Linked DNA regions of Homo sapiens: all the other regions are linked to region 1. The links are chromatin loops, found by intact Hi-C in ENCODE. Cell type or tissue: endothelial cell of umbilical vein. All regions are shown on one strand. Links, peaks and the distances in the headings refer to the core of each region. The heading gives the core; the rest is flanking DNA.

Region 1 (6,395 bases), core at 722-5,721:
GTTTTTTGCTTTTTCCAGAATATCATGTAGTTGGGATCATATACAATATGTAGACTTTTCAGATTTGCTTCTTTTGCTCAGCAATATGCATTCAAAGTATCTCCATGTCTTTGCATGGCTTGACAGCTCATTTATTCTTATTGTTGAATATTATTCCATTGTATGGATGTACTACAGCTTGCTTATTCATTCCGCTACTGCATGGCATCTTGGCCGCTTCCACTTTTGGCAATTATAAATAGAACTGTTAAAAACATTCATGTTCAGGTTTTGTGTGGACATAAGTTCAACTCATTTGGGTCAATACTAAGGCTCACAATTACTGGTTCTTACGGTAAGAGTATGCTTTGTTTTGTAAGAAACCACCAAACTATCTTCCAAAGTGGCTGTTAATTTTTTTGTGACTTTTTCATCAGTGTAGTTGTAAGCCCTGGTCTCGGTCTTTTTTAGTCGTCAGGTGCTTGTAACATTTATGAGTGTTCTGTTAGTTCTCTTATGTACACAGGTTGTGTATCCCTTATCCAAAAGGCATCAGAAGTGTTTCAGAATTTGGAATTTTTGGACTTTTAGAATATTTACATTATACTTAGCTGATCAACCCTACTCTGAAAATCTGAAATCTAAAATATTCTAGTGAGCTTTTCCTTTGAGTATTGGTGCTCAGAAAATTTTGAATTTTGAAGCATTTTGGATTTCAAATTTTGGAATTAGGGATACTCAACCTGTATCTTGCTTTGTTAAAAAGAGAGATTAGAAAAAAGAGAGAGAAATAGGAGATCTTAAAGAATATACATGTAATATATATATGAATATATATAATGCATAATATATATAATATATGCATCTTCTAAAAATAAGAACTAATTTAAGATGAGCAAAACTCAAACACAAGAATTAAAATTCCATGCATAATTTTTTATTTTAAATAAATGTAAATTTAAATAAACACTTTGATTTTTTAGACATTGTTTCAAAAGTGCTTTCCAGATTGCTGGTAAGCACTTTCTATTTGTATTTTTTTCTTTTTTTTTTTCTTGCTTTACATGCTTGGTTAAGGAAAGACCATGACAGCAAATTTTTCTAGTTCTTTGTGTTTCACATGATTGTCAAAACTAAGCCCATTGGTTTACAATTTGGCTGCTAAAACTGTGTCTAGACTTTAGGACTCCAGTTTCATTTTTTTGGTACTTTATCAATTAAACTCCCTCACTTTCCAAAAAGGAAGCTATCAAAGGTATGTATATAGTTTGTTGAATGCCCTATTCCTGATCAGAGGGAAGTTCCATTTCAGTCTGATAAAGTGTTATCTGGCAGAGAAAAACAGAACAACCAAGAAATTTGAGTGATGAGATTAGCTGCATGGCTGAGGAGATTGCTAATGATTTGCTAAGTCTCTGAACACTGTTTAGTGATGCTGTTCATCTCTCCTTGATCAGCGGTAGTGATTTCTGCTCTGCTTACGTGGGACCCTACAAACACTGGGTGGGCCAGTGGACGCCAGGAGTCTGCGATTAATCGACTGTGATCACCAGGGAAAAGGGAAACTTTTTCACTTTCTGGTGATGCATTAACTTGGGAAAAGTTTTCTGGATTTAAAGGTTGCTTTTTGCTAGAAACAGTTAACACATCTAGAGAAAAATGAGACATCTAATTTTTTCAAGCAAAGTTCAGGCCTGATGACAACATATAAATAACATACAACTATTTGTTCAATCCAGAAAAAATAACAAGAAATCTACTAATGTGATATCGTCAGGTCTCAATGAGCTAAATCAGTGAAAGGCCAGAAAAGGGGAAACAACAGGATCATAGGATTCGAGTGCTTGAAGAATCCGAGTCCAAAAGACAAAGAGATACAACCATGAGGTTTGTGGTGAGCTAGGAAAAGCAGTTGCAGAATGACTTTGACATTTGGAAAATGGAGCCTGATGACTTCCTCTATCTATTGTTTAATCTTTTGTTCTAAAAATTCAGAAATAATGCGTATTGCATATCTTTTGGGATGTAAGTGAAGATGGCTCTGAGTTTCCCAGGTGAGAAGCTGCCAGGGAGGTCTCAGCTCAATGGCGAGAGAACCCCCTCTCCACCCATTTACTTGCCATAATTGATCCCATTTTTCAGTCTTGTGAATCAGAGAGTGTGACTAAAATGGTTTCATGGGCACCCTATTGATTCTGTGTAAGAATCCATGATTATTTTCTAAAAAGTATATTTTAAAGCATGTCAGGGAACAGAATTGCCTGATTGTTTTCCCAGAAGGCTGAGACTGAAACCCCCTGGTACGGTGACAGCGTTTTGGTATTTTTCACTTCTGTTTCAGGGAGGCAAATGCATACGTTTTGATCAAATGTCAAATGTAGTTGGTAAATCTCACTTCTAAGAAGCCTCCCTTTATGTACTTTTCAGGCAGCCTGTAGGGTGGGGCATGGAGGTGACCAAGCACTGTTTGTTCAAGGTAGCACCTCTAGTAGGAGCTCATTAAGTCAGGGCTCACACACCGATCATAGGAAGGGAGCGTTGCCCAGCTTCCACTGCCTTTGATACAGATTTTGCCACAATTGTTCCAGTTATTGCCTGAGAGAGCTCATTTCCATATGTATAGAAAACCAATATACTTTCTCCTGCCTGTTAAACTGTCACCTAATGTATTTTTAGAAATATATAATCTAAAAAAGACAGAGGATGAGGCAGAAAGTTCTACAGTAGCAACATTTGAACATCCTCTACCACTTGAAGATGTTAATTAAAAAGTATCTTATTCTACTTGTTTTAATTGCCAAGCAACACAATTTTTTTTTCCTGACAAAAATTGACTTTAAACGAACTGTTTTTGTGTATAATCTGTTTTGTCTTCTGCTAGGTATGTGTCTAATGAAGACATCAGCCTCCGTTCTGTGTAGGTTTAAGGAATGCCCCCTCCTCTCTGTGCAATCATTTGTAGTGTCAGTATCTTTCTCTACTTCCAATAGCGTCAGGGATGCTGAATGGAGATGCATGTGGTTGTCAGAGAAACACAAGGAACATATTATTAGATCTTTCATAATTAGGCATTGCAGATATGTGCCAAAGATTTAGAGCTTAATCAAAAAGTTCTTATCACATGGGCTTCTGCTGGCAACGAATTGGAAAGCCAACAAAGGCAACCCTGATGCTTGCTTTGCACGATAACAAAGGGAAGACAAAGGCAGACCGATTCTGCCTCAGGTTTTATTGCACGCTGTATTTTTTTTTTTTTAAATCATATGAGTCAGGCAATGGTGGGGGAAAGGGGGTTAAAAAGCCCAGCTTCCCCGTGAAGCTCAGAGCCCCTCTTGATCCTGATGGTTTCCTTGTGTCTGAGTCATTTCACCGTGCAGGTGCTGACTAAGACTGAAGGCTGTGGGAACCTGGGTTAATGGGTCTAGCAAACCCTTTCCAGGTAGCGCCTGGGCTCCCCGGGGAGCGCTCCCGGTCCCTTCCTGTGCCACATCATCCCCACCTCGCCGGGAATTTAAGAGAGGAGCTCTCCAGCCCTTAGATAAACCTGGCCGTGTACATTGGCAGCCAGGACCGGGGGCTGCGGGAAAAAACGAGCGCGCCGCGCTGATGGCTGTTTTGACAAACTGTCGTGTGTTTTCTCTGTCTGAGTATCTGGCAGCGCAGGTGAAACATTGTGCCGCTGGTATCTTGGCTCGCCACTCGCTCTCAGGCTCTGCGGGGAGTGTCGGGCCATCCCTGCAAATGTTCCGGGCAAAGCTGTGAAAACAAACGAGGCAGATTAGTTGGACAGGCTCACCAGCTTTTGAGTGTTAACTGCCCTGGCTGCCCCTGCTTCTCAACCCTTTCCCATTCTTTTATTGAGCCGTGCACTTATCAATTAACACAATGGTTTCTGAGGTATTTTTTTTTCTTCTTCTTCTTGTAGTTACACCGTAGGAAGCAGGATCTCTCATCTTTGGACCTGAAATGGTGCTGATTCTCAGATTTTAATCTTCAAGCACAATATATGACATATTCTTTTAAAAAAAAATAAAGGCAATTTTCCTTATTATTTTAGAAAGCATGGCATGTTTGCCGTAGAGATATTAGCGAATGCAGAGAAACAGCAGGGATAGTTTTGAAGTATATATATTCCATGCCTGGGTTATGTCCCATGATCTATGCTACAGTATTTAAACTAAAATGCTTCTGACTTAGTCTCTGGCAGATAAGGACCATCAATTTCTTTTTTAAAAAGTATAGTTTAGTATGTGTAAATATCCCCGAAGTTCCAAGCATTTGGGAAGAGCCTTCAAACTGTGATAACTTTTTAAAAAAATCTTTGGTTTGAAGTAAGAGCCAAACTGGGATAAAGAGAACTTGAGCGTCCCTTTTGAGGTGAAATCAGAGTGAATTAAAAAGAGTGATTACACCCTTCTTTAATCAAAAGCTCCAGAGATGATGTTTCTTTTTTAAAAGAAACATCAAGGAATGGGCTTTGAAAATGACTTTCATATTTTCTTGTGCATTTCAGAGCTAGAGCACATTTTAAGAGTTGTCATTTGTTCTTAAATATCAGACTCTAGTATCAGCCTTTTGTCTGCGCCTGTCCTTCAGTTCATCAGAAAGATTGAGCTTGCCCTTGCTTTTTTGTGAACAAGAAGAAGCTGTCAAATGACTAATGCTCTTGGAATCTCACTGAGGCGTTTATTCTGCCTCTGTTGCTATGAGCCCTATGGTCTCTTTTGTGGCAGTAACAATATAGGTAACCTATCTAAAGTATGGATCTGGCAAAAAGGGACTTAGTCATAGCATAATGATTTTGCTTAAAAAAATAATCGTAAAATGACTACCTATACCACTAAACAGGTCTGCCATATACCCTTGGGTAAGTTGTGCACTGTACAACGCTAAGATCCATTCTTATTTTAATCTGTGTGAACAAGTTTAATAACAACAGTATCTGTATGCTTGTAATTAGTCCTGTGGACTAATTACTTGATATAGTGTTAAGGCAGTGAAAGAAAGACACTCAAATTCACACAGCAAGTGTTTATCCAAATATTTCACAATTACTAGAGGGAAATAAAACTCCTTTAGGGAACTTTAAAAATAAGAATGACTTACTTGAAATTACTTAATTAATTGACATTAACAGTATTACATGTTGAAATTCTTCACATGATTCAAAAATAAATAATCCAAAAAGAAAGGTATCATCAGTTCTTAAAATGTTTAGCTTGGTAAATAGCTCTTAAAAATAAACATCTCCTGTCTATTTCCAAGAAATTGATTGGCTTAACTTTTCACAGATATCAAGTCTGGTGCTCTAATTTGATGAATAATAGAGAAAGCAATAAAAAATGTATTTTTGTCAGAAACTAAACGTGCGCTTGTTTCTTACTCTGAGACATAAAAATTAATAGAAGCCAGAATCAATCAGTAGTGCCAGATTTATCTTATTATTGTTTTCTAGGCTCTTATTTTGCTCATTTGTGCCCATTCCAATGAGAAAATAATGCAATGACACTATTAATTTTACCTGACAAGCTCTGTTACAACTGCAGTGTTGGCATTTGTGGGAAGTGGGACTGGATTTTTTTTTCTAGAGTAAGAGTTCTTAAAGACTAAAAACCATATTCCTCTTTGATTCTTTACTACTATAGATTATTGAAAAGCCTTAAATAATTAATTTTAGAAAGAATACTTGAGATTCAGACTAAAATTTTTCATGTCCTAGGGAACTACAAGGACTTTGAAATTAAAATAAAATATGACCCTTTTATTTCTTATTTGATATTATGCTGTTTATTTATTGACCAACTTTTAAGTTTAAGCATTTTAAATATAAAGTTAATATTCTCCACTTCTGAATTTTTAAATAAATTGTGCAAACTCCTGTACAGTTGTCAAAAGACATTTGATGTTAGACTTGCTAAGATGAAGATTAACATTTTTTAAAAATTAGGTAAGAAAAAAACTAAATTTGAACCAAATCTGCTATCAATATGGTTTCAATGAAACTGACCTATTTCATCCTTTTATCAAACTCTGTGTTATTTTTTACAATTTTGATTTTGCTTCAGCTCACTCTTTCACTACTTGTATGTGAGATTTAATTGCCTTTCAACAAAAGACATAAAACAACAACTTATTAAATCTGGGTATGAACTTTCCTAAGTCAATAATTAGCTTATGCTTTCAAATGAGCTCAGAATTTAGATCTGAACTGTTTTTTCGTTTGTCTGGAGATGGAGTCTTGCTCTGTCGCCCAGGCTGGAGTGCAGTGGTGATCTCTGCTCACGCAAACTCCGCCTCCCAGGTTCAAGTGATTCTCCTGCCTAAGCCTCTCTAGTAGCTGAGACTACAGGCATGCACCACCACACCTGGGTAATTTTTGTATTTTTAGCAGAGACAGGGTTTCACCATGTTGGCCA
Region 2 (6,395 bases), core at 832-5,831, 120 kb before region 1:
TATATTTCCTAGCATAGATCTATGCATGCACCGCATCTCAAAACATGTTATGTGCCAGGTACTTACATTTTGTACGTTTTTCTGAAGAAATTGTTAAATACTTTTATTTATTTATGCATTGGTTTTAGACATGGGGGTCTCACTATGTTGCCCAGGCTGGCCTCAAACTCCTGGGCTCAGGGATACTCCTGCCTCAGCCTCCTGAGTAGCTGGGATTACAGGAACATGCCACCATGCTCAGCTAATAATTTTACTTTTTTAATGATTCGTTCAAATTATGTCTCGAAATGTTTGCACACATCAAAATCAAAACCTCACAAATTCAACAAATATGCAATGAGCTGTGACTATGCCGGCTCCTAAGCCAGGAGCATGAAAAATACAAGAATGAAGATGGCTTAGTCAATCACAAAGTGGTTTTCACGTCTCAGAGGAGGTAGGCAAGGATCCCCATAATTAGAACCCAGGGAGGGTGACGTGGGGCCTCCACTGGGCTGGCACTCCTGGGATAACATCCACCAGCTTCTAACAAGTTGCCAGGTTGGTGAAAGTCTCTACCCTAGAAGAAACACCAGTGCAGGTCCCCTCAGGAGGGGCGATCGGAGGGAGGGAGGGAGGACAAGGAAGGCTTGCTGTAGCTCCTCTGTGATTAGCATCACAGGTGAGTCATGCCGAGGAGGGAGGGGGCTCCATTTCTGGGGTCTGTGCTTAACTCATGCCATGAAGATAATATGCTTTTTTTTCCCTCTCACTGTGAAAGAAGCTCACAGCTGGCATTGTGCTGCAGAGGCCAAGTGGTATGATACCTCAGCTCAGATAAGGATAAGGAACCAGTTACACGTTCGCCGGGAGGGTCAGTTAACTCAGCAAGTGCCCAAACTCTCACAACCCTGCCTGGCTGGGGACAGTGTTTGTCAAATCCTTTAGACTGCAACCCAGCTAGGTTACACGGTTACCTAGCATGCACCCACGTGCACACACACACACACACACACACCACACACACACCACACCACACACACACACCACACAACTAAAGCAAAACTTCATGAAAAATTTACTATTATCATACATGATGTAATCTGATGTTTTGTATATATTTTTGTTCCCTTCCAGTTTTAAAAACAACCTGCCTCATTACATTTATTTCACTACTTTCCTCAATTTCCAATAGGTCAAAATCCATAGTGTGAATGAATAACACTGGCAGTGGAATTTTAAGATCCTCAAAAGGAGTTCAGTGTACTATGGGTGTTAAAGCCATTGACGCAGTTCACAAGCGAGAAGACATTCTTGCATCCGCAGGGTTATAGTTCTTAAAATCTTGCCTCAGAATGAGTTCAAGTTTCTAAGTCTGTGCCTCAGTTTCCTCATCTGCAGAATGGAGAAACTAGCAGTATCAATCTCCTCGTGCTGTCATGATGGTTATATGGTTGCATATAAGTAAAGTGCTTAAAACAGCACTGTCTGAAATAAGATTGTTTGCTTTTGTTGCATTTGTTATTGTTGATGCATTTACATACAGCAGATTCAGTGAATGGTAAAGATAGTTTTTTTTTTTTTAACAATTATTTAATTTTAAAAAAGTCATAACCAAGGATGATAGCATTTGCTTCCTCTCACTTCTCCTTTCAGGGTAGCGCATCAAAATTGCAATTCCAGGCCAGGCGTGAGCCACCGTAATCCCAGCACTTTGGGAGGCCGAGGCAGGCAGATCTCCCGAGGTCACGAGTTGGAGATCAGTCTGGCCAACATGGTAAAACCCCATCTCTACTAAAAATACAAAAATTAGCCAGGTGCAGTGGCAGGTGCCTGTAATCCCAGCTACTCCGGAGGCTGAGGCAGGAGAATTGCTTGCCCCCGGGAGGTGGAGGTTGCAGTGAGCCGAGATCATGCCACTGCACTCCAGCCTGGAAGAAAAGACCGAGACTCCGTCTCAAAACAAAAAAAAAAAAAAAAAAAGAAAAAAAATTGCAATGCCAATGCATAAGAGCAAATTAGCAGCCCCCATAGGGTTTGTCTTAATAATAATTACTGAGTTACAACTGACAACAGTTCCAAATAATTTATTATGGGTACAATATGCCAATAAAAAGAATATTGGCAAACATTTATAGAAACTACAATTTCCATTTCTGCCGTGAAGACCTTCCCAAAGGCTCTGGCCGGCTCTGTTCTGTTGAACTGGACTTCTAGCAGCGGGCGTGGGAAACTCACTCCAGGACGGCGCAGCTTCTCTCAGCCCTGATGGGGAGACGGGGTCTGGGCCTGCGCTTCAACTGCAGCCCCGCAGGATTCACGACTGCCTAGGGCTGCTGGAGGACCAGGTGGGTTAGCCCACCCCAAACCTGTGTCCCAGTGCCTGAGGCTGTGAATGCAAACTTGCCCAAGAGGTTTCCTGGGAAAGGATTGTCGGAAAACCAGACAGAGACAAGGCTTATCAGCCTGACTCAATGCCAAATGCCAGGGTCAGCAGGGACACCTGATGCACGAGGGCACACACACTGCTGGCCACTCCGCCCTCAGCTCTGGCCTGGCCCTCAGCCCTCACATGCTGCCGTCAGAGGCCTGAGCAAGGTACTGAAATGGAGGAAATGTACACATTGAAGAGCAGTCTCACTGCCATCTCTGCTGTGCGGTGAGAGCACACGACTTCAATTCAGAAAACATTTCAGCGTGCTGCCACAAGCCGGGCCTGTGTCCCACCAGCTCCCTTCAAAAAGCACGGCTCAGCCCAGCTTTCCATGCTGGGGGCTGACTTCAGGCCACAGCCACAGTGCCATGGCCCTTGGTAGGCATGTCACTAGGGTGGGGACTTCAGAGGACACTGGGTCACTCCTTACGGACCGGAAGCTGGATAACACCCAGTTAGCTGGAGCAGCAGAGGAGGAAAATGGTGACCACCTCCTTGTAGTCAAGAGGAATTTGTTGAACACACGTAAGACCTTCCTAGAGAACTTTTACACTGATTAAGGGGAATTTAAAGGTGCTTAAAAGGGAGGTAGACGGGCTAGGGAAATTCCAGTCATGAGTGTAAACAGGAGCCTGTTCTACCCACAGCTTAGGAGGACCTGGGAAATGTGAGCCACCTTTACCATCACACATGGCAGGGTTTGGAACCTGGAACCCCTGATGGCTTTGTGGATATTATTCAGAGATTTGCAAACCCAGACAGATTAAAAAAAAAAAAAGAAGCAAAACTACACACAAAAGCAAGAACAAAAGTAAAAAGACTGCGTCATTATTTCTTCCAACCTCTAATTGAGATTTAGCATTTTCTTCCTTTGGGAACATAAGCACTTTCATATTCAGCCACTGCATCTGTATTTCCTCTCACAGCTTCTTTTGCAGGAATGACTTCATTCTACCACCCTTTGCTGCCATATCAGGACGTCGGGAAGCAAAGAGACGTGTCGGCTTGATCAGCACACAGGTCATTCCTAGAGAGATCAGCTCAGTCACCGAGCAGGCAGGAACAGGCACTCTGGAGGGGAGAGGCAGGCCCAGGAGGATGAGTCAAGGCAGGGATTGAAACTGCAGGATGAGGGAGTCAGCGCCTGGGAACCCACAGGGCGGAGTTAGATAAGAAGAAATGCCCGCGGAATCTGCAGTTTAAATGGAGCCTGGGGTTTGTAAAGAGGAGTCAGGCGTTCTTTACCTTGTCAGTTCCGACTGCTTTGTGCACAGCTGACTCAGAGACCGGGTGGGGCTGCCCTCTTAGGTGAAACCAGACCGATTAGAAAGTCGGCTGGGCCCTGCAGATCCTGCCGGCCACACCCTCCCAGCATTAAGGGTATGCCTCATCTGTGAAACCAACTCTCCCCCGTGAAGGAGAAGTGACATGTCCATTTTAAAGAAAATCACTTCATGGTTGAGGAGGCATGATTTTTGCATGCAACAGAGGCAGTGTAGAAGAAGTTCTTAATCAACCTTTGTGCCAAGAAGCTCTTTAGCAGTCTGATGAAGCCCGTGGGCCCCTTCTAAGAATAATATTTTTAAACCCATAACATAAATACATCGGGCACCAAGGAAACCAGTTATATTGAAACAGCTATCAAAGGAAACCAAATATCTTGAAATACAGTTATCAAAATATTGAAGTAATTGTGATCTAGTACTACGTGTGCCTCTTGATTAACTCTTTAAGTAACAAGATCTAGTATAATTCAGAAGTACATTGTACTAACGGCAATGACATTTTAAGGCATTTGCCAAAACTGCAAGGTGTTGTGGGGACACTCGCATTTTCTGTTGGTGACCAAGGGGCATTTCATGTTATACCTTTATAGAAAGAACAACGTAGTTCCCTGTGTCTTGTGGAATAGTGTGATGATTACAGGGGGAGTTCCACTAGAAAGCAGCATTCATTGATGTTGCTGATGGACTTACGGGAGTCAAACATTCCATTTTTCAAATTAAGAGCTGTGATACTGGCTGGGACTGGTGGCTCATGCCTGTAATCCCAGCACTTTGGGAGGCCAAGGTGGATCACTTGAGGTCAGGAGTTCAAGACCAGCCTGGTCAACCTGGTGAAACTCCATCTCTACTAAAAATACAGAAATTAGCTGGGCGTGGTGGTGGGCGCCTGTAATCCTGGCTACTCAGGAGGCTGAGGCAGGAGAATTGCTTGAACCTGGGAGACGGAGTTTGCAGTGAGCCGAGATCATGCCACTGCACCATTGCACTCCAGCCTGGGTGACAGAGCAAGACTCCACCTAAAAAAAAAAAAAAAAAAAGAGCTGTGATATTAAAAATGGCTTGGATGCACTGTTTTGGCTCAGAGAAGGGGCTTTGGAGTCAGGCCGACTGCTGTCATCCTAGCTCTTCCCTCTGCCCCCTCTGTGACCAGAGCTAAGTTCCTTTACTTCCATGAGCCTCAGTTTTCTCTTCAGTGGTAAGAGCACCGCTCACAGAGCTGTCGTGAGGCACACATGAGACCATGCTCCGAGGTGCTTGGCACATGCTGAGTACTCAATATGTCTCAGCTGTTGTATTTTGTGTTATTTAGATGCAACATACACAGGCTTCAATGAGCAAGAGGAATCCAATGGGATCCTAATCTGCTTAAAACACTCGTGTGGGCGTTTCCACAAATGGACCTAACCACACTCTCCCTTACTGTCCCTAGCAGGGGCATCAGTTAGGGTGAGCACAGGCCTTAGGAAACAGGAGATACAGGTCAAGAAGGAACAGAGAGCAGGAAAGGATCCTCACTAAATATCGGAGACCCTGTCGGGGCTGGCTTGGCTGTGAATCCCAGGAGAGGTGAATCATTTGGGGTCAGAGCACAAGGCGAAATGGAGGAGACACTGCAGCCAGCACTGGCATCACTGGAAGAGAAGTTTTATTTTTCAGTAAAAATATTTTCTCTAGAATTAGGAAACAGGATGCTGGTAAGGATAATGCACTAATTATTTCTTTTCTTTTTCGCTTTAATATATTCAAAGCAAAAAGTGCTTCAGAGTTTCTTCAAATAAGAAAAAGTTGGGCATGAAGTGTAGGGAATAAACCATCCCCACTCTCTGGGTGGCCAAGGTGGGAGGATCACCTGAGGTCAGGAGTTTGAGACCAGCCTGGCCAACATGGTGAAACCCTATCTCTACTAAAAACACAAAACTTAGCCAGGCATTGTGGCACGCGCCTGTCGTCCCAGCTATTTGGGAGGCCGAGGTAAGAGAATTGCTCGAACCTGGGAAGCGGAAGTTGCAGTGAGCCGAGATTGCGCTACTGCACTCCAGCCTGGGCGAGAGTGAGATCTTGACTCAAAAAAACAAAACAAACAACAAACAAAAAACAAAACAAAACAAAACAAAAAAGCGGAGTAAGGAATAAACCAAATAGGTGCCCCCTGCATTTCAGCGCTTTTGCTTTCTCATGCTTATGAGATTAAATCATCTAAAAACAAGTAGTGTTAACGGGGGTAACACAGCATGGGGATTTTCTGTTTCTTTTTATTGCTGCTATTGTAGTCAATAAGATTTTATTTAGACCCGAATAAAGCACCTAGTAATTCTGGAGGCCTGGTATAAAAGACACTTTTCAAAATTGAACTTCCTCTTCCCCCTGGAACCTTCTCCTTGGAATTTCCCTGTTTCTCCCAAGGCCCAGCTATGATCTCCCCGCTCTTCCCTTCAAGTGATCAAAACAAAACTAGATGTCAAACCAACCAACAAACCGAAATTTATTTTTGGCGTGCTCAGGGTTTCCAAAACAGAAGAGAAATCCCTGTTTGTTCATAGACTCTGCTGCTCCTGTCTTCACTTACCAAGAGAAACAGGCTGGAGAGTGCGCCTTCACCTTCAAAAGCAACACTGCTCTTGGCATCTTTTGCTTTTCGCTTTGTATTCTTCAGACTGTTAGCAAAATGGAGAGCTGAGGAACCAAGGCCTGGCTTT
Region 3 (6,395 bases), core at 758-5,757, 240 kb after region 1:
GCTCTTGAGAATAGTTCCTCTTCTTTTAATCTCTTCCTCATAATCATTCATACTTAAGGCTGCTGCTCAGTGAATACTGCAGAACTATAGACCAGAGACTCAGAGCTGGAAAGGACAACTGAGCAAAACATTTGAGCGAGCCTGCTCCGGAGAGAGCAGATGAGGGACTCGAGTTTTGGAAAGAACCAGGGACTAGGATCCAGCACACCAGGCTTTCAGCCTGGACTCCTGCACTTTACAATTTTGCAAAGTTAAGAGACACAGCAAGACATCCCCACATTCTCTTAGGAAGGAAATAAGCTTGCCTATTGCAGGTTCAGCTGCAACATCAACACCTAAAGCAGCAAGTACAGATGTGCAAAACGACCCTCTAACAGACCCACAGGGCTTGTGAGACTGCAGTGCAGCTTACATTCATTTCCATATCTGGAGAAAAACAAAATGTTTCCATTAGGCACCCAGTGTCTGCAATGGACATGAAGAAGAGTCTCACAGGCATGTGTTGCTACCATCCCTCTAGAGAAGAGAGGCACACTGGCCGAGGGACTCCTGAGCACCTGGCTCCCTTGGTAAGAACCTCTCAAGTGCAATGGCAATGGGCGGAGCTTCGCCAAATAATCTCCTAGTAGCAGAAGCTGTCCCTTCCGTGAGATGCGCAGCTCAGCACACCTTTGCCTGATGCCATTTAAATACCCAGTACTCTCACCCCTTGGTGATTAGTCTGTGCTCACAAGAAGATTCTGATTGTGGATCGGCTTCCCCTGGGAAGGTCTGTGAATTTAAAGTGTTTTGGTTCCTGCCACAGTAAATTCTCATAGTTAATGAATAAGTTGGCTTGGTATACAGGGAGAAAGAGCTGCACACACTACTTTGAATATCAGGTCCTTATGCAGTCAATCTTTGGGGTATCTCAACAAAGAGGCTCCTGACGGTGATTCGATTTGTCCAATGGCTTAACCTTCGGGACAGAATGTCTTGGTCTTGCTAATTGAGGCTGTGTGACAGCTTTATTTCTCTGAACTTATTACACTGGCATTCTTGCTTTACACTTTAGTCTAATGAGCTCAGAAAATGTGCCTCTGCCCCTGAGTAGCAGCTTGTAAAGTGGGGCCAGCCCTGGGACCCTGGCAAATCCTTCAGCTCTGTAATGCTGCACGGGGCCTTGGGGAGCTGGGCTGCTGGCCTGAGTCTTCGCGGCAATAACCACGCATCACTGTGAGGTGGTGGCCCAGCATTTAGTTTTCACTTTTACTAGCTATTGTTATAGCACAAATTGCTTACCCTCCCTGGGAGGCTCAGATAATGGGTCTGATGTTCGTTTTGACATGGAATTTAATAAACTTCCTAATCTAATGCAGGGTTTTGTTAAAAATAATCTCAAGGGAGAAAATGCCCATATTTAATAGACTAAACTTTTCTTCCAGCATGTGACTTGTATTTGCAGACTCTTGTTTGCCTGTGAGTTCACTGCAATCGTTTCTTCGGCATCCACCAGAGCATTGCCTTTGCCCTCCGTGTTCCCCAAATCTCCATTTCTCTGTCTCCCTCGCTTCTCCCCATCAGGGCAGGCTTCGTGAGAAGGTGACTCCTCCAGGCACGTGGGGCCCCTACTCCCAGAATGACCTGGTGCTTCCCTAACCCTCTATTGTCACTGTCTAGGGCTGCTAATAAATGGCCAATTTATTAGCTGACGACTCCAAAATCTATATTCTGATTCCAAAAGTCACTGCTAAACTCCGGGTGGAGTCGAGATAATTGTCTCCAAGCCATCGCTATCTTGATGGTAGCATTTCTCAGCTGAAAGATATTTTCCAAGTCAGTTAAAGGAGCCCTCACTTATTCAGCATTCAAACCAGAAACCTTGGGTGCTCTCTTGCTCCTTCCTTTCTGGCAAGGCATTTAGTCCCTTATTCAAACCATTCAGCCTCCTAAGGCACCATTTCTTCTGTGAATATGTAGCACTTCCACCTGGCCTGTTCTCTGTTGTCACTTACTCCTGCTGTTTCCATCCATCCGTGTTCCCAACCTCACTACTACATCCCTCTCCTGTTTAAAATGCACCAGGAAGAAGTCCATGCTTTCTATGGCATACAGATGTCCATGTGGGCCCCTCGCTTGGAATTCTGGCCTAATCCCTTCACATGGGTCTCCCAGCTCAAGCATTACCAAACTAATGGTAAATGTTCTAAAAGGTTCATGCTACCAGGGCCTTGAGGCTTTTCAAACGTTGCTCCTAAAGTCTGGGATCTCTAACTTCCTATCAACTGCATGGCACTGTTCTATGTTACTCTAGACCTGGGAGCCCAATCTTTTGGCTCCCCTGGGCCATATTGTAAGAAGAAAAATTGTCTTGGGACACACATAAAATCCACTGACACTAACAATAGTAAGTGAACTAAAAGAAAAAAAAAATCTCATAATGTTTTAAGGAAGTTTACAGATTTGTGTTGGGCCACATTCAAAGCCACCCTGGGCCGCATGTGACCTGCAGGACACGGGTTGGGCACACTTGCCCTAGACAGAGTCTAAATGTGGCTCCCTGCAAAGACTTCTCTGACCTTTGCAGGTGGTGTGCTTCCACCTCTGTGCTCATAGCTATGAACATAGGTTCATAATTTTATTAGAGAACTTCTGTCATTATACTGAAATTTTGCTCATGTGTCTTCTCCCCTAGGAAGAGATATCTTTGAAGGTGGAGAGTTAGCTTGATTTATTCCTCTTCTCAAGTGCCAACCCACTGAAGGTGCTTGAGAAATGTTTATGGGCTGAAGGGAGAACCGGTGTTATGAACTGAATGTTTGTGCTCACCCTCTACAAAAGAATGTATATGCTGAAGCCCTAATCACCAATGTGACTGGATTTGAGGTTAGGACCTCAGGAGGTGATTAAGGTAAGATGAAGTCATAGGGTGATGTGCTAATGTGTTAGGATTAGTGCTCTTATAAAGAGAAATAACAGAGTGCTCTCTCTCTCTCTCTCTCTCTCTCTCTGTCTCTCTCTTTCTCTGTCTTTGCCAAGTGGCTATCCACCAGCCAGGAAGAGGGCCCTCATCAGGATGTGAATAAGGTTGCCCAAGACCTTGATCTTGGACTTCTCATCCTCCAGAACTGTGAGAAATATATTTCTGTTTTCTAAGCCACCCATACATGGTATTTTGTTATGATACACCAAGGTAATTAAGACAAGGTGGTTATGAATATACATGCCATTATACTGGGAACAGCTTGTATTGTGGGTGAACCAATTGCATTTTAATCTTAGACTAGGTGAATTGCTCACTGTGCCTCAGTGTTCTCTTCTTTACAATGGGTATAATAACAAAACCCACATCAAAGGATTGTAGTGAGGATGAAGTAAAATAGTATGGGTAAAATTGCTTAGAACAATGGCTGGTACTTAGTAAGCATGCCATAAATATCAGCTATCATTATTATGACCTATAGATATTCCTACAGAAAACTAGAATACAATCATTTAATGCAAGAAAAGCCATTTAAGAATGGCAATGCATTTATTCTTCCTTCCCTGACTTATTCAACAGATATCTGTTGACACACACTACATGCTGTGCACTGTTTTCGCTGCTGGATACAGAGCAGAGAACAAGCCCAACAGAGCCGTGTCCCATGGGCAGAGGCTTATACTTTAGTGGAGCAACAAGCAATATGAAAACCTAAGTACAATAAGAAAAAGGGGTAAAAAGTGTCAGCTGGAGGGTCACATTCTTTTCTGGTCCTGGTAGGACAGGTCTGTTGTGAGGAGGGAGCCCATGGGAATGGCAGCTGCTCCACAGGGGAGGTTGGCACACTGCTCCAAGGATACTGATGAATTCTAAAGTATTAAAAGTGAGTCAGAAAGAAAGGGGAACAAGACAAACAAAAGCCCCAAACAGTCATGGGCTTGGTATGTGTTTCTGTCCCAGTGAGGGCCTGACTGAGTAGATAAAGCTCCATAAAACGGGGAAGGATCTTTGTCCTTTTTCCTCTCTGAATCCCCAGTACCTAAAAGTGTATGTGCAACACAGTGGCTGCTCAATTAAAACTTGTTGCCTGAATGAATGGAAGATGGAGCTTTGAAAGTTTCCAAAGAATTTGGAATTTTTCCTTAGAGCAATTAGTGCCACTACAATCTTTTGAATAGTAGAGGGACAGAACAGACAGGGTTTTAATTAGACTAACGCCAAGAGGTGTGAAGAATGGACTCACCAGGGGCAGAGAGACCAAGGGTATGGAAGCTGTTACAGTCATTCTTGTGCAAGGAGATAGGACGTGGATTGGGGTGGAGGCAGGAGAATGAAGGGGAAGGGCTGGGCGGAAGGTACGTCGTAAAAGGGTTCGTGCCTGTGGTCTGATTGCACCAGGCTGACCAGGAAAGCCAAGTTTAAAATAGCAGCAAAGCTGAAGACAGGCAAAGTCAACACATGGGCTGAGGGAGAGGCCATGGAGGTATTCTGGTGAAAGGTGGGAAGCAGATCCGTACCCGTGATAACACCGCACCTCTTGGTTGTTCCGTTGGAGGTGATGAGTTGGGTTGATGACGGGTACCTGGCGGGATGCTCAGGTGGTGCACACCAGTGAGGCTGTGCTGGTAGTTTAAGGGGAGGCTGTGCTTTTTGCTGTGGTCGCTGCTCTGATTGGGGATGCCCCTGCCCTTGCAGGGAGTACAAAGTTTTGATGCTATCCCTGACTATACCCACGTCTTCCCTTTCCTTCAGCCATGCTCAAAGTACACATATCACTGTCTCCAGTCTGACAGGTGTTAATTATGATTTGTGCTGAGAAGAAAGCAACAGAATATGCCTCTACTGATACGTACCAAATATATCTATCTCACCGGGTACTGACATGCACTGGATGAGAAAAAGTTTCTCAGATTGGGAATGGTTGGAAAGTAAAAGTATAAAGAATAGGCATCTTGAAGATACACTACTGTAAAGCCATTTGGACACAGAATGGCTGGAAAGAACCTAAAGAAGAAAACAACATATAAAAGGCAGAGAGCTAATATTTGTTTTATTCAGAGTCTGGCTCCAAGAGAGAATGCAAACGAATGTGAGAGGGTGTTTAATCTGCTCATATCATCAGACCCATAGGATCATTCGTAGTTACACCTGCTAATGATACACATCTGCCTAAGAAAACCATGTTTTTAAAAATAGACAGTGGTATAGTGCCTGGTGTGTACATATATTTTGCATCATCTTGAGAATATCTGAAAATTTTCTATTGAATGCATGCAGAGGAGGTCATGCATTCATTTATTATTTCAACAAATATTTGGTACCTCCTCTGAGTGAGGTGATGTGTCAGGCCCTGGGAAGACATTACAGGCAAAACACAGTTTCTGCTTCATCGAACCGATAGTTGAGTGAGACAGAAGTCACAGCCCAAGGGAGCATGATGTTTCTTTGAAGTATGAATTTGCTTTTATAAATTCATATGAATACGAAGTATATCTGTGTTTGCTCTAAAATGCATTGCTTTAAAATAATGTATACTCCGTGCAAATCTCCATTCAAAAACTCACGTTGTACCAGAAGAAAGAGCAATATATTTTCTATGAGCTAATTTAAATGGTATTTTGGGACCCCTTCCTGCATAGCTGGCTGATATGGTCTGGTTCTGTGTCCTCACCCAAATCTCATCTTGAATTGTAATCCAAATTGTAATCCCCATGTGTTGGGGGAGGAACCTTGTGAGAGGCGATGAGATTGTGGGGGCAGTCACCTCATGCTTTTCTTGTGATAGTGAGCGTGTTCTCGTGAGATCTGATGGTTTTATAAGACGGTTTCCCTTTTTTGCGTGGCACTTGTCATTCCTGCCACCGTGTGAAGAAGAACGTGTTTGCTTCCCCTTCTGCCATGATTGTAAGTTTCCTGAGGCCTCCCCAGCCATGCTGAACTGCGAATCAATTAAACCTCTTTCCTTTATAAATTACCCAGTCTCGATAAATTCTTTACAGCAGTATAAGAACAGACTAATACCCTTGCAGGACCATTTGACCTCAGTGTATCTTGACTTTCCCCTTCCCTCCTCTGAGACCTGTGTTCAGGGGGTCTGAGGAAGGTCAAGACCTTGGAAGTGTGAAGCCCTGTTCAAATGTTTCTTCCAAGACAGCTGTCTCAAGCTCACTGTGCCCACAGGACAGGCGCTCCTGACTCTGGGGCTCCCCTACCACACTTGGTGCATAAGGGTCTTCTCTAGGCTGCTCATGGTTCCTCCAACTGTAACCATCCCCAATCTGAGCTCTTGCCAGCCCCAAAGATCTGCTTCTGACAAATATTCATTGCTCCAAGATCCACAGAACTCCATTCTTACCAGCGTGCCTCCAACCAGCCTTGACCATCTCTTTCTTGGCTTGAGAAAATCTTTCTCTCTTCGTGATTATTGCAAGGA
Region 4 (6,395 bases), core at 841-5,840, 230 kb after region 1:
AGACATGATGAGATGGTTGAGGATGTTTGAAGACATTTTGAAGGTAGAAATGACAGGCCTTTTACAAATTCACTGTGATGAGTGAGGAAGAGGGGACAGTCAGAAACAATGCTGATGTTTTTGGCTTAAGATGCTGAGTGGATACTGGTGTCTTCATGTGAAATAAGAAATCCATGCTGAGAAAGATGGTGAATTTAGGTTTGGGCTTGGCAGTGCTACCTGTGGGTCATCTGGTCAGGAAGAGAAGAAGTTCTGGGGAAGGGAAGGACACTGTGGTTGACCTTGAGAATGCTCAGGGTAATTGAATACATGTAAAAGGAAGGAGATTCCGTGTCAGGAATCTTAGGAACACCAAAACTCAAGGAGCAGGCAGGCCAGGCGGGGCCATGCAGGAAACTGAGGACTGATAGGAAAAAAAAAAGGCAATCGAAAAGCTGGCCAGGTGCAGTGGCACACACCTGTAATCCCTACACTTTGGGAGGCTGAGGTGGGAGGATTGCTTGAGCCCTGGAGTTTGAGACCAGCCTAGGAAACATAGTGAGAACCTGACTTTACAAAAAATAAAAATAATTGGCCAGCAGTGGTGTCATGCACTTGTGCTCCCAGCTACCTGGGAGGCTGATGTGGGAGGATTGCTTCAGCCCAGAAGGTTGAGTCTACAGTAAGCTGCGATTGCTCCACTGCACTCCGGCCCAAGTGACAGAGCAAGACCCTGTCTCAAAGAAAAAAAAAAAAAAAAAAGGAAAGAAAAAAAATAGTGTCAGGGGTTCTGGTTAAGGCAGTTTCAGGAGTGGTATTCTCATCAGTGTCAAAGAAAGATAGTAGGTAACTTTCTTAGAGCCATTGGGTTGGGCTACATAGAGGTCACTGGGAATCCCTAAAAAAAGGATGGTGGCAGGGCCTGTCAGAAGGCAGTGGGATAAGGAGACTCTTGGGAGGGTGAGGATGTGAGGCAGGGAGTGCAGCGAGCTCTTTAAGAAGCCTTGTCCTAAAATGGAGAGTGCTAGAGGGGAAAATGCTGATGTTTAAAGCTGGGATTAGAGTGGGCATGATTATCTGTTGAGCACGCAAGGCAGGTAGTGTTTTATGATTTCCTCTGAGCATTTATGGTTGCTGATATTGTTATTTTTGATAGATTATAATTGTTACCAAGACTGTATTGAACCATCAACCTCTGGTAGACACAATACCAAAAGCACGAAAGGATGTAGACTTGGTTGAAAACATTCAACATTTCAGTTTCTTTAAAACAAAAGGGACATTCCTCCCTCGGGTGTGAAAGTAGTTCATGGTTGCAGACAAGCAGCTGAGCAATGTGTGGGTGCAGTTTGTTTTGCGTGGGGGAACACAGAGAGACAAAGAGGTCAGCTCTGAATTGCACTGCAGGCGGCAAAATGGAAAGGACGTCATTTTAAAACCGGCAAATGAACAGAATGAAAAGCAGGAGCGCAGCCCAGAGAGCAACTTCCTGCCTTGGCATGCTAAAAACTTTTAATTATAAACGTTTGCTCGGCTGTGGGAATGCTGTCAGATAGGAGGTTCAGCGGAAGCATCTTCACCTTAAGTGAAAGAGAAGTGGGCTTTGCAGTCATGTGCTCAACGTGCACACGTTAAAGAGAATGTTGCGTGGTCCTCTGCAGTGTATTTTTTTGCCAACCATTCTATAAGGCTATGCTGTTCATTATGTTCATTAGATCCGTTAATATTCTTCTACTGATTTTTCAGATTCTAGTTAATAATGCAATGTTCTTCCTAACCCAGTAACTTTTCAGACTTAACAGAAGCCATTGACGAGTTTGACACATAAAAATCAGCAAAAATGTTGATTGAAACTTAAATATGTTCATTAGAATATGGAATAAAAAAGAGGAGAAGCAATCAGACATGATAACATGAATGCACACATACTTTTTATTTGTATTTTTACTTGCATGATTTAATTAAAAGCCTTTAAAGCAAGCATCTATGGACTATTCAGATCTATACTCATTAAAAGTGTCCAGAGAATCAGCATTCATTTGCTGAGTGAGATTTAAATACTCCAAAGAAGAGAGTTAAGTCCAGGTTCTGGGGATGGATTTGGAAGCAGACTCAGAGTAATTCTTGCCCTGTTACTTATATTCTCTCTCTTAATTAGTTTATGGCTAAAATGGGCAAACCGCTACCTGCTTTACAAGGATGGTACAAAATGTAAATCAAAATGAATATTTGTGTGTTTCTTCTGAAGTGAGGGATGAAGTTTGCTTTTTTGTAAAGTATCGTTGCAGAAACACACTACAGAGACTGTTTCTTCATATCAATAGAGTTTAGGAATGTTGCTGGTGATTCATCATCCCACTAAGTTGGAAAATAATTATCTTTAAAAGTCTGGTTACAGACTTAAAGAAATGACTATTTAGACATATTGAATATAATTATTTCATTACATACAGTATCTTTTTAAAATTAGTTTGAGCCATCTGAAATTGTCATTTTCATAGGTCCAAAAAGTCAAATATTGGCAATTTCAGATGGTTCAACCTAATACAAAAGCTACATTCACCTAAGAAACAAACTACATTTCAAATCATAACATGCAAACAGAAGTGGCGGGTTTATGTGCATTCTCCTGCAAGGGATTGGCTTGAATTAGCTTTCTCTCAACATGGAGCTAAGGATTTTTCCTGTTGCTTTAAAATGCTTGACAGAATTTGTGTTAAATTATTGTGCAATCCCTTCATAAATTGGGAAGCGGTGCGGAATTTTTTCAGGTGGAGCTATAGGTAGATCTGGTGAACATATTTCGAATATACCAGCAAAGCTGGTTGAGTTAGTTGAGTTAGTTGAAACCCATGGTGATATTTATTTGTAAGTTGGAAATGGCTCTTAGAATGATGCCCATTTACAAAAAACAAAAACAAAAACAAACAAACAAAAAAGTGTTTGAAAAGCCTTATCTAAAGAGACACTGTCTCCTTTCAGAAATACTATTATCTTTTATTCATTAAATAGAACAAATCAAGTTCCAAATGCCATATTGAAATTGCTGTGCTTTTGTTGTTTTTTATTACAAGAATAAAAGGGTCTAGCCTCTCTTTCTCTTTTCCTTAGAGTGTTGTTTTATAAAGGAAGTCAGGCATTATTTTGTTTATAATTAAAGACTATGTACTAAAGCACAATTTGAATAAGCAACTTTAATTAATCAAGGGAAAAAAACCAACAACCTTCTACACCCATATTTCGGTTTCTAAGAATGAGTAAAAAGGGTTTTCTTTTTTCCCCTTTGAGGTTAGAAGCAGGTCAGGTCAGTAATTGGAGCTGGCTAGTCATCAGCTGGTTTGACCTGCTAGGCTAAAATTTTCTTTACTACAGGAAAGTGTAATCAGAAAACCAGATGTATCCTCATCCTGAGACTGGAACATAATGAAAAGCAGACAGTCCATTTATTTTCTCCAAGCCTTTCAGATTTTCATTCAGCCATTTGGGGCTTGACTTTGCACTGGACTGAGGAACTACAGTGGGAGGCATTATTTAACTGGATCACAATCCAGAGATGTCCAAATTGAGATTCAAATGCTTGCATTGTCTTGGATCTCCTATTTCCTTCAAAAGTTGATTGCTATTATGTGTTTTTGCCTGAAAACAAAGAATGAGCTACAGATTTCAAGTAAATAGCTAGGAGACTGTTCATTACAGGCTTATCCTGGTTATAAGAGCATTCTCCTGATTGTGTACCTGGGATTAAATGAGGAACAGAACAGCATACCCTTCTGAAGGTGGAGGAAGGGTTACATACAGTTTAAACAGGCATATTCCATATAACTCTTATTTTTATAACATAAACTACCTTATTCTGTATTCAACCCTGTAAATGTATTTGCCCTACTTTCATCCTAAAGCTTCTCAGGTGCTCCCTAGCCCCATTCCATTATTGAAATTCATACACATATCCCAGTTTTCATTAAAAAAGAAGTCACCTATGAACATACATGTGCATGTATCTTTGTAATAGAATGATTTATATTCCTTTGGGTACATACCCAGTAATGAGATTGCTGAGTCAAATGGTATTTCTGGTTCTAGATTTTAGAGGAAACACCACGCCATCTTCCACAATGGATGAACTAATTAACATTCCTACCAACAGTATAAAAATGTTTCTATTTCTTCACAACCTTGTCAGCGTCTGTTGTTTCTTGAGTTTTTAATAATTGCCATTCTGACTGGCATGAGATGGTATCTCATTTTGGTTTTGATTTGCATTTCTCTAATGACCAGTAATGTTGAGCTTTTTTTTTTTATATGTTTGTTGGTCGTGTGAATGTCTTCTTTTGAGAAGTGTCTGTTCATGTCCTTTGCCCACTTTTTAATGGGGTTGTTTGTGGTACATATGCATGATGGAATACTATGCAGCCATAAAAAGGAATGAGATCATGTCCTTTGCAGGGACATGGATGGAGCCAGAAGCCATTATCCTTAGCAAACTAAAGCAGGAACAGAAAACCAAACACTGTATGTTCTCACTTATAAGTGGGAGCTGAACAATGAGAACACATGGACACAGGTAGGGGAAAAATGCACACTGGGGCTTGTCGGGGGTAGGGTGTGGGGAGGGAGAGCATTAGGAAAAATAGGTAATGCATGCTGGGCTTAATACCTAGGTGATGGGTTGATAGGTGCAGCAAACCACCATAGCACACGTTTACCTAAGTAAAAAACCTCCACATCCTGCACGTGTACCGGAACTTAAAATATAAATAAAAATGTAAAAAGAGAAGTCACCTAAAAAGTAGTGGTTTTTAAACCCAATTTTTGTAGACATAATTGTGTAGATTATGATACTGTTGGAATGCTTTGAAGACAGGCTTGGACTGGTTTTGGACATTAAGTGGTCAAAGGCTCTCTAACTATAATAGTGACAAAATATTTATTGGAAACATAGATGAATAAAGAAAAAAATTCAATTAACAAAACTATTAGTCTTCTGATAGATGTTTTTAAGGACTGCAATTAAGGAGGAATCTTCACCACAAACTGCAGAAAAGACTGTTTAGACTTCTGAAGGGCCCTACCATGTAGAATAAAAGGGTCAATACTGTTCTTTTACCTCTTCTATGTAGTTTTCAAAGAAGTTAGGTCAGGAAATGATCTGGAAGAATCAAGATGCTTACGTACTTTATATACATATGAGTCAAAACTGGAATTATGCCTAGGGTACAGAAAAGAAACATTGCATTCTTTAGCTTCTGATTTTAATTCAGTGAAGGTGTTGAAGGAAATAAGGAATGTCTGGTAGAATATATTATTTTATGTGGCTTGGATATAGTTTAAAAGAATCAGGAGAGGGAGATGAGCTATAACAATCCAAATTAGGGATCCATAAAAATAGTTGTGGAAGACATGTATTTTCTGAATCATCCCAGTCAGACATTGCAAACCCTTAGTTATTGGAATGCTTTAAGCACGACAGATGAGTTTATTATTTGTACATACAGTAGATATGTGATCCTGAAAAGGTTGGTATAATTTATCTCACCTTTTCAAATGTCTAGTCCCAGGAATTGTTCCAGGAAATATAGAAAAGAAAAAACTGAGAAGGAGAGTTTAAAAACCTCCATTCTTATGTCCTATCTTGAGCCAAAAGGGTAGGTGCTTTTCCCAGATCCAAGATTGGAGAGGGAGATCTCCTCTCTGGCTGAAGTTATCTTCTTGGGATCATTTCAAATGTTAGTCACAAAATAAAATATTTTGTGCTGGATTTCATTGTAACAGTGTAGAATTTTATTCTATGAAGTTATTCTACTGTGAGAAAAAAATGGAAGTACTTTGGATCTGTGCTCCCTGTGTGACGTTTGGAACGAACGAAAGGAGAGAAGAAATGAGAGAGCCTGGCTGATAGATTTTTGGTGATGTCCATTCTTCTTCCTTCCTCCTGAGTGAATGCAGCATCTCCCACAGATACCCACTCTCCCAATCTGACGTTTCTCTTCTCAGCTTCCCTTCGTCTTTTGTTCTCTTTGATTTTTCTGTTTTCTCTTTTGAAATTCTCCCACCCCTGCCCCAATTTTTCCAAGGTTTAAAACCACTGACAGGTGGGAAGGAATGGGTAAGATTTCAGTAGCTGTGATTGGGAATCCCTTATGAACTTAAGAACTGCACGAGTAAATATGGTATGTCCCAGACAGACATTGAACTTAATATGTTTGGGCCTATCCTAAGGAATTAAAAAAGGAAGTCGACTATTTGCTAGAAGAGATTTCTCTATACTTTCTTTTTAAAAAAAATTTTATAATATATTTTATTGAAACCAATATATCTAAAATATTGTTATCATTCTATACTTTCTTACTTGAAACAGTGATTTGACTGCAGGTCATTTTGTTTTTTTGTCTTGTCAAAAGTATGTTAAGAAAAGG
Region 5 (6,395 bases), core at 998-5,997, 150 kb before region 1:
GCAAGGAACTTTTTTGCTGAGCAGTAATCTCTACCCACTGGAAATTAGGCCCTGGGGGGAACAATGTAGTGACTTCTATATACTTACTACATGCAGTTAGACCCCTGAAGCAAAAGCTTTTAAAAACAGGCTGTAAAATGCCCATGTATCTTTATTAAGCCTATTTTCCAACTGGATAGAGAAATTTTCTGGTAATTTTTAAATTTGTAAAGTCTATTTTTTTCCTGAGCCAAGGGAAAAAAAATATCTGGGCCCTAAAAGCTTAGTTATAACAATGTTATTTTTTCTATCTCTGAATGATTAAATGTGATTTCATTTATGTAGCAATACTATGATTGTGGCTGCATTAGATCACGCTGATAGAAAGATACAAAGAAAAACTAAGTATAATGAACTAACAATTTATTTTCACTCTTTCTCTAAGTTAAAAATTCCCAGTACATTCAAATGAACAATGAAAATAATTGCAGAATTGTCTCCTGAAATGGAAATAGATTTTTTTTCCCAAGCATTAGCAATTTCTTGTTATTTTTCAAAATCAGCCACTAAGCCTTTCAGAGCTTCTTGGTGACTATTGCAGGAGAAATCAGAATATTAATCTTGTGGTTTTATTTCAGAGTTCGCTGCCAGGAAGGAGGTATAATTGGGATAGGAGACTTTTTTTTTTTAGCTGTGTCACTGTTCAAGGAGGGGGGTTTGGAACCTCAGCATAAGAATTACACTCTGTGATGAGGATGTAGCAGGGGAGAAGAAAGGTGATTTTCACTATGGGAAGCTATACTTACATCAAGTATAAAATAGACTGAAGTCATTTTGAATTACGTTATACTTGTAAAGTTTACCTCCTGGAGTTTCAGTTAGTACCAGTGTACTAACTGGGTTAAAACAGTTCATGGCACCTTAGATCATTTCTAACTCATGGCAAAAATCTTTCCTGGTGGAACGTGTAACTGTATTTTAAATGCCCCTTTATAAGCAACCAAGTATTTGGGATGTTATTTTGATATTAGTAGTGAATTTTTCAGTATCTTCCAGTACCCTTTGCAAGTCACAGGTTGACTTAAAAGGAAAAGAAGCAAAATGCTGAATATAGCAGAAAAACTGTCTGCATTCAGACTGTTCAGCCCACTTTTGCTCCCCACGTGGCAAGCACACTCCCCCAAACAAGCAATAGCCTGTGGCTTCAGAGGAACCTACAAAGGCAGCATCTGTAGATTTTTCCTTCTTCAACTCTAAGACTTGAATGTTTCCCTCTTCCCCACACACTTTTTTTTTAAACCAAGAAATAAAAAAGTTTTCACTCTTAAAGGTGCAAAGCAGTTTCATTCTTATGCAACACAGCCTTCCTCCTACTGTCTTATAGTCTGTGGATGTTAAATTATAGATTCCAATTGAATTTTAATACTCTAGAGATTTTACATTTGTGGTTGTCAAGACCCCGTTTTGGTAAACCTAGGGAGCTCCGCACAAAAGCATTGATATTCAGAAAAGGCACTGACCTACAAATTAAAAGAAAAAAAAATCAAATAATGTGCACCTCTTGTGCTTCCAGTTTGACAAAGCAGAAGTCATCAGCAGTTTCTCCCTCTGCAGACGCAGTTCTCAATTCTATTTACAAGTAACTGCTCTACTGTGCCTGTTTTTCTCTTGCTGATACTCATTTAATTGTTTTTCTTTTGGATCTGAATCTTTGACTGTCTTTTCCCCCTCAAGATTAAAATAAATACATCTGTATTCCTCCCCTTTCTTTCTGTGCACTGCCCTTCAGATCTCATTTTGTCATTTTTCAGCTTAGTGTTGAAACTTTTAGCAACAAAAAGTCAGTTACTTACTTTGAGTAAGTAACTCAAAGTAAGTTAACTTTGAGTTTGAGTGCACTTTTGCGTGTAGGTTCATTTATGTGCTTGTGAATTTAAAAACATTGGGATTCCACCTGAATGAAGTAAACCAAACATTTTAAACTATCAGCCAGATAGAGACATCAGCCTTTCACTTCTTTCTATATGCAGACATATCCTAATTTTTTAGAAAAATCAAATAGGAAAATTCTCAACAATTAATTGAAGATTATAGCTCTGCTCTGAAATGGTCCAGAAATAGGATCTGCTCATAGAAACTCATAGTTTGAAGCCTCTGGGAGGAAAGGATACTTTAAAATTTAGTCACATATTTGGAGGAGGGAAAAGGGAAAGAGCAGAATGAAGAACTGAAAAAAATCACACACCGGGGCCTGTCGTGAGGTGGGGGACTGGGGGAGGGATAGCATTAGGAGATATACCTAATGTAAATGACGAGTTAACAGGCGCAGCCCACCAACATGGCACACGTATACATATGTAACAAACCTGCACGTTGTGCACATGTACCCTAGAACTTAAAGTATAATAAAAAAAAATTTTAATAGCCCCATTAAATAATTAAAAAGATTTTTTTTAGATTCACAGAAGTGTACAAAATTTTTAGGTTTTTTTTTTTTTAAGCTGTCTGCTGAATAGTTTCTTAATGGTCTACAATGTTTGTATCTACAAACAGATACTGTCTGCTTCTTACTACCCTTCCAAGACAAGTATTATTATGGCAATTATTGCCCAGTTTCCCGGGAAAAATTTATCCACAGTTACAGAAGAATGAGATGCAATTGTGAGACTGTAAAGTTTAAGCAAGCACTCAGAGAAGCACAGTGATATGTATGCACAGAAGAGGCAGTCTTTGTTTTGAGGAAAACAGTGAAAGTAAAGTTAATTCAAGACCACAAAGACAAGTAAATAAGTGCCTTATTTTTGTAGTTAATATAATTTCAGTGGAATGCATATTTCTACCATAAATGCATATAGAACTTGTTTGCTGACCTACTGTTTGGAAAACAAACAATCCCATTAGAAGAATGTCTTTGGGATTTATTTTTACCAGAAAATCAATCCTTTTTTCAGTCCCTTGCAAAGTACAGTGTTACAAGCCAAGACTTTGATAATCAGGTAGAAAATGGATTTAAATTGCAGAAATGTATATGAAACACTTTTGTTCCTTGCCCCTTGAACTTTAGGGGAATGAAAATGTCTAGCACTCTCCACCTTCTTTTCTCTCCTGGAACTTGAACTGTAATTCAAAGCCTGTTTCTCATTAAAGTACCTGGCAGCCTATCTCTTTACAGCTTGAGTTACAAAGCTATTCAGAGACCTCGCTGGTCTAAAGAGACAGAACAAGGATGTGTTTAAATAGAGCATAGGCTGTTGAAAAAAAAAATGCTGAAAATGGTAAAATGATTCTGTCCTTCCTTCCACTCCTCACTGCTGAGGTGGAGAGGGAATTCAGTTGGTGAACACCAGCAAGTGGCTGGTAAAAGTCCCCACTTTCTCTCCAGGGCTGCCACAGGACCCAGAATGAGTGGTGGGCATGTGTGTGAACCCTCTATTCAGCCAGAGTTTTCCCGCAACAGGTAGTTTGGTTGAAGAGGTTGACTAAGGTTGACATTGGCAGTAATAACACGTATGTTCTTCTGATTTACAAAACGATGGAGGAAAAAGGGGAGATTTTGAAGACCTGATTTCTGGTATACTTCTTAAGCATGCATAAGGCTGAAAAAAGAAGACAAGGGTTGTGGGAGGCTCCTGGTCTAGTGTTTACAGAACTTGGATGCTTGACAAACAGAGCGTCAAGCTAATTGTTCTTGAAGCAGGAAATCTGCAGTGGAGGAAGCAGGTGTGGGGGGATGATTACCACGTTTGGAAATGGCTGCATTAACTATTTTGCTCTTCTGAGTTTGGCCCCAAAAGAGTCCATAGACTTTTTGAAGGATGCCATCCCTTTTATTTATAGACTAACATTAAATCAGTCATTTGTGAAGGAAGGAGAAAGTGCCTAAATAAATTTGGAGTCAGATAGCATACGTGCGGCAGTGTTTCCGATATCCATTTCTCTTTATTTCTTTTTCTTTTTCTTTTTGGCTTTCAGCATCCCCATACTTTCAGAAAACTTGTGACTAAGAGTGAATTCTTATTTTTCAAATTGTTTTCAGACATTTCATGTTCATGTAAACTTGGCTTATTGATTTCCTGATTTTTCTTTATTTTTTTGTTTTGTCCATTTTATTTTTAATCAGCTACATCAAATGGGTCTTTGGAGGGCCTGGATAACCAGGAGGGAGGGGTGTGCCAGACAAGAGCCATGAAGATCCTCATGAAAGTTGGACAAGGTAAAGACCATCTGCTGCTTCATGACGCCACTGTGACCTGGTGTAGCCCCCAGCTAGTATGGTGCTAATGTTGCCGATGCCCACCTTCATTCGCTCTTCTTTTTAGTTTTCAAAGCAAACCCTTCTGCACTTTGAGCCACTGACAGATTTCCTCAAGTCAATGTACTAAGCTTTTATTGGAGATCTAAGAGTTAAGATCAGCAAGGTAGAATGTCTATTGCCATAGATAGATAGATAGATAGATAGATAATAGATAGATAGATAGATAGATAGATATTTCTTTTTAAAAAGCAAAACACTTTGGTTCAAAATCAAAATATCCAGAATGAAAACTAAAAGCTTGTGCAGTTTTGCTCATTTCTGAATCTTGACTACAGAAGAGTTTTGTTCATTGTGACTTTTCCAATATAGATAACCTATTGTGCAGAAAGAAATAATTATTCTTCTAATTAAAAATTGGTATAGTAGTCAATCAACTTGCTCAGTTAAATTGAAATGTCATCTGCAATGCTTTGCCTGCCAAATGCAAGAATCCCTATAGTTTCCACAGATGGCCTCACGTTCTAAACCTCTGAAATAACTAGTATAACCATTTTGTTTTAAAAGAAAAATTATATTCTTGTATTTCACAGTACTTTGCATAAAGACTCTTATGTTCATTGCTATTCATGCCTGTTGAAATATATATGCAGCTCCTAAAGCTAGATATTGTCAGATGTCTGTGCCGTAATTAATCATTTGTTTTTCATATAGATGCAAGTTCTGCTGGATCAACCAGGAATAAAGATCCAACAAGACGTCCAGAACTAGAAGCTGGTACAAATGGAAGAAGTTCGACAACAAGTCCCTTTGTAAAACCAAATCCAGGTATAACAGCATGATCTGTGTGTATGGAGGTCTGTGGGTACCACATTCTTAGTAGTATCTTAAAAGGTAGGGCAGAGTCTAAAGACTTCTAACCAGTTAGGATTAGCTGGAAGTTACAGTGATCAGGAATCTTTGCTGTCAGTGAGTCATTATTAATTACACTCAATAAGAACAAAATAACTCATTCCAATGAAAGTCATATATTCAAAGGAGTAGAGTTCATGAGCTGTAAGTGCCAGTTATTAGAACTACTCTGTCAGGCCAAAGGTTTCATTGGCTGACATTTTATCAAGCTGGTTGTCAACTCCAGCTTAAAGCTGATGTTAATGTATATGTAATTAATGTGCTAATCCCTCATCTAATTATATCTAAGCCACAGAGGGTTTAATTGATCCTCTTCTAAATTTTAAATGGTAACATTTTTAAATATTGCATAATAGTATTTTTTCAGGTGGTTATCGTTATTTTGTTTCACATTTTCCATGTAAAAGAAAATATTAAACAGGTCCCTGACAAAAGTGTAGAATACCAGATAAAATTGTCCGTCGTTGACCTTCGTTTTCTTAACAGTCTTGGAACAAATAGTTCTGTATTTGTTACCATGCTAATGAAGGTTTTATAGAGTAGCTGTTGAGCAGACATCAGCAGTTTTGTATTAGGATTGTTGTGTGCTTGCTTGGTCGTTGTGCAAATTTATCGTCTGCAGCAATATTCCATCCCTTTCCAAGAGTCAAGGAGGGAAGTTGTTATTTCTAACTTTCAATGACAAGATGTGTCAAATTCTTGTGACAAACTGATAAATGGATAATATAATGATGCCAGGCAGTTTTTTAGTGCTTAACATTTGGGCTGGCAGTCTGTTCGGTGTGAGAGTTTCTGCTGCCTTCCAAATATATTTTAAGTGTAAATCAAATAATACAGACGAGTTACGAGCTGAACATTTTCCCAGGCCCCCTCACTCCTTCCGCGTTCCCGAGCTGTTCTGTTCTGCCAGGAGGCAGGGCTCTTCTTTAGAAGGCAGGCCCTTTGAAGGTTTGCATGAAACTCCCTTTCTCAAAGGAGGCGGAAGAGCAATACCACATAAACGCTCACCGCTGACCTGGAGAATTGGCCACTTCCCTTTTTCTTCCCTGCCGCTGCCCCAGGCTGGCTGACACGGGTTAGAAGATGAAGCAAGATCAAGGGCTGGCTGTCACCGACAGTCTGTGCTCTTGCTGGATAATGATACAAAGGAAACCCTGTGGCTTGGGAGGGTAGGGAAGTCCCTCCTAGAGATACCTCTCATTTCCTTTTGCGTTGAGCTCTTAGACGAGGTATTGGCGAGGCAAAGTCCAGC

What was found. A loop is a pair of places that touch in the nucleus more often than their neighbours do. Peaks named below come from ENCODE experiments on the same cell type or tissue, not always from the same donor. Only the 100,000 strongest peaks of a DNase experiment are listed, where the experiment ranks them.
Region 2: a loop joins it to region 1, with 4 times the contacts of the local background. A loop is called at or near these places in 7 of 110 quality-filtered maps.
Region 3: a loop joins it to region 1, with 4 times the contacts of the local background. A loop is called at or near these places in 4 of 110 quality-filtered maps.
Region 4: a loop joins it to region 1, with 4 times the contacts of the local background. A loop is called at or near these places in 2 of 110 quality-filtered maps.
Region 5: a loop joins it to region 1, with 4 times the contacts of the local background. A loop is called at or near these places in 5 of 110 quality-filtered maps.

What each region holds. Positions count from the first base shown.
Region 1 is chr13:106,346,501-106,352,895 of GRCh38, reverse strand. The region is part of intron 1 of LOC107984626 (a long non-coding RNA gene); the gene reads left to right. Among named protein-coding and RNA genes, the nearest start is that of LINC00460, 27 kb to the left of the region's middle. RefSeq lists an enhancer at 3,460-4,107. In endothelial cell of umbilical vein, for the core only: no CTCF peak of the experiment used is centred there; DNase peaks (open chromatin) are centred at 3,305, 3,725 and 4,655; H3K4me3 peaks cover 579 bases; H3K27ac peaks cover 3,074 bases.
Region 2 is chr13:106,469,452-106,475,846 of GRCh38, reverse strand. It overlaps LOC105370346 (a long non-coding RNA gene), which reads left to right. Exons shown (of 2, transcript XR_002957491.2): 2 at 1,636-4,100. Among named protein-coding and RNA genes, the nearest start is that of EFNB2, 63 kb to the left of the region's middle. RefSeq lists enhancers at 1,910-2,597, 2,875-4,074 and a silencer at 3,412-3,706. In endothelial cell of umbilical vein, for the core only: no CTCF peak of the experiment used is centred there; a DNase peak (open chromatin) is centred at 3,476.
Region 3 is chr13:106,101,905-106,108,299 of GRCh38, reverse strand. No RefSeq gene overlaps it. Among named protein-coding and RNA genes, the nearest start is that of LINC00460, 270 kb to the left of the region's middle. In endothelial cell of umbilical vein, for the core only: no CTCF peak of the experiment used is centred there; a DNase peak (open chromatin) is centred at 3,869; H3K27ac peaks cover 1,440 bases.
Region 4 is chr13:106,114,155-106,120,549 of GRCh38, reverse strand. No RefSeq gene overlaps it. Among named protein-coding and RNA genes, the nearest start is that of LINC00460, 260 kb to the left of the region's middle. In endothelial cell of umbilical vein, for the core only: no CTCF peak of the experiment used is centred there; a DNase peak (open chromatin) is centred at 3,379; H3K27ac peaks cover 1,235 bases.
Region 5 is chr13:106,493,545-106,499,939 of GRCh38, reverse strand. EFNB2 (ephrin B2) reads left to right here. Exons shown (of 5, transcript NM_004093.4): 3 at 4,100-4,192; 4 at 4,946-5,059. Among named protein-coding and RNA genes, the nearest start is that of EFNB2, 39 kb to the left of the region's middle. RefSeq lists an enhancer at 5,613-6,395. In endothelial cell of umbilical vein, for the core only: no CTCF peak of the experiment used is centred there; DNase peaks (open chromatin) are centred at 2,655 and 3,709; H3K27ac peaks cover 1,683 bases.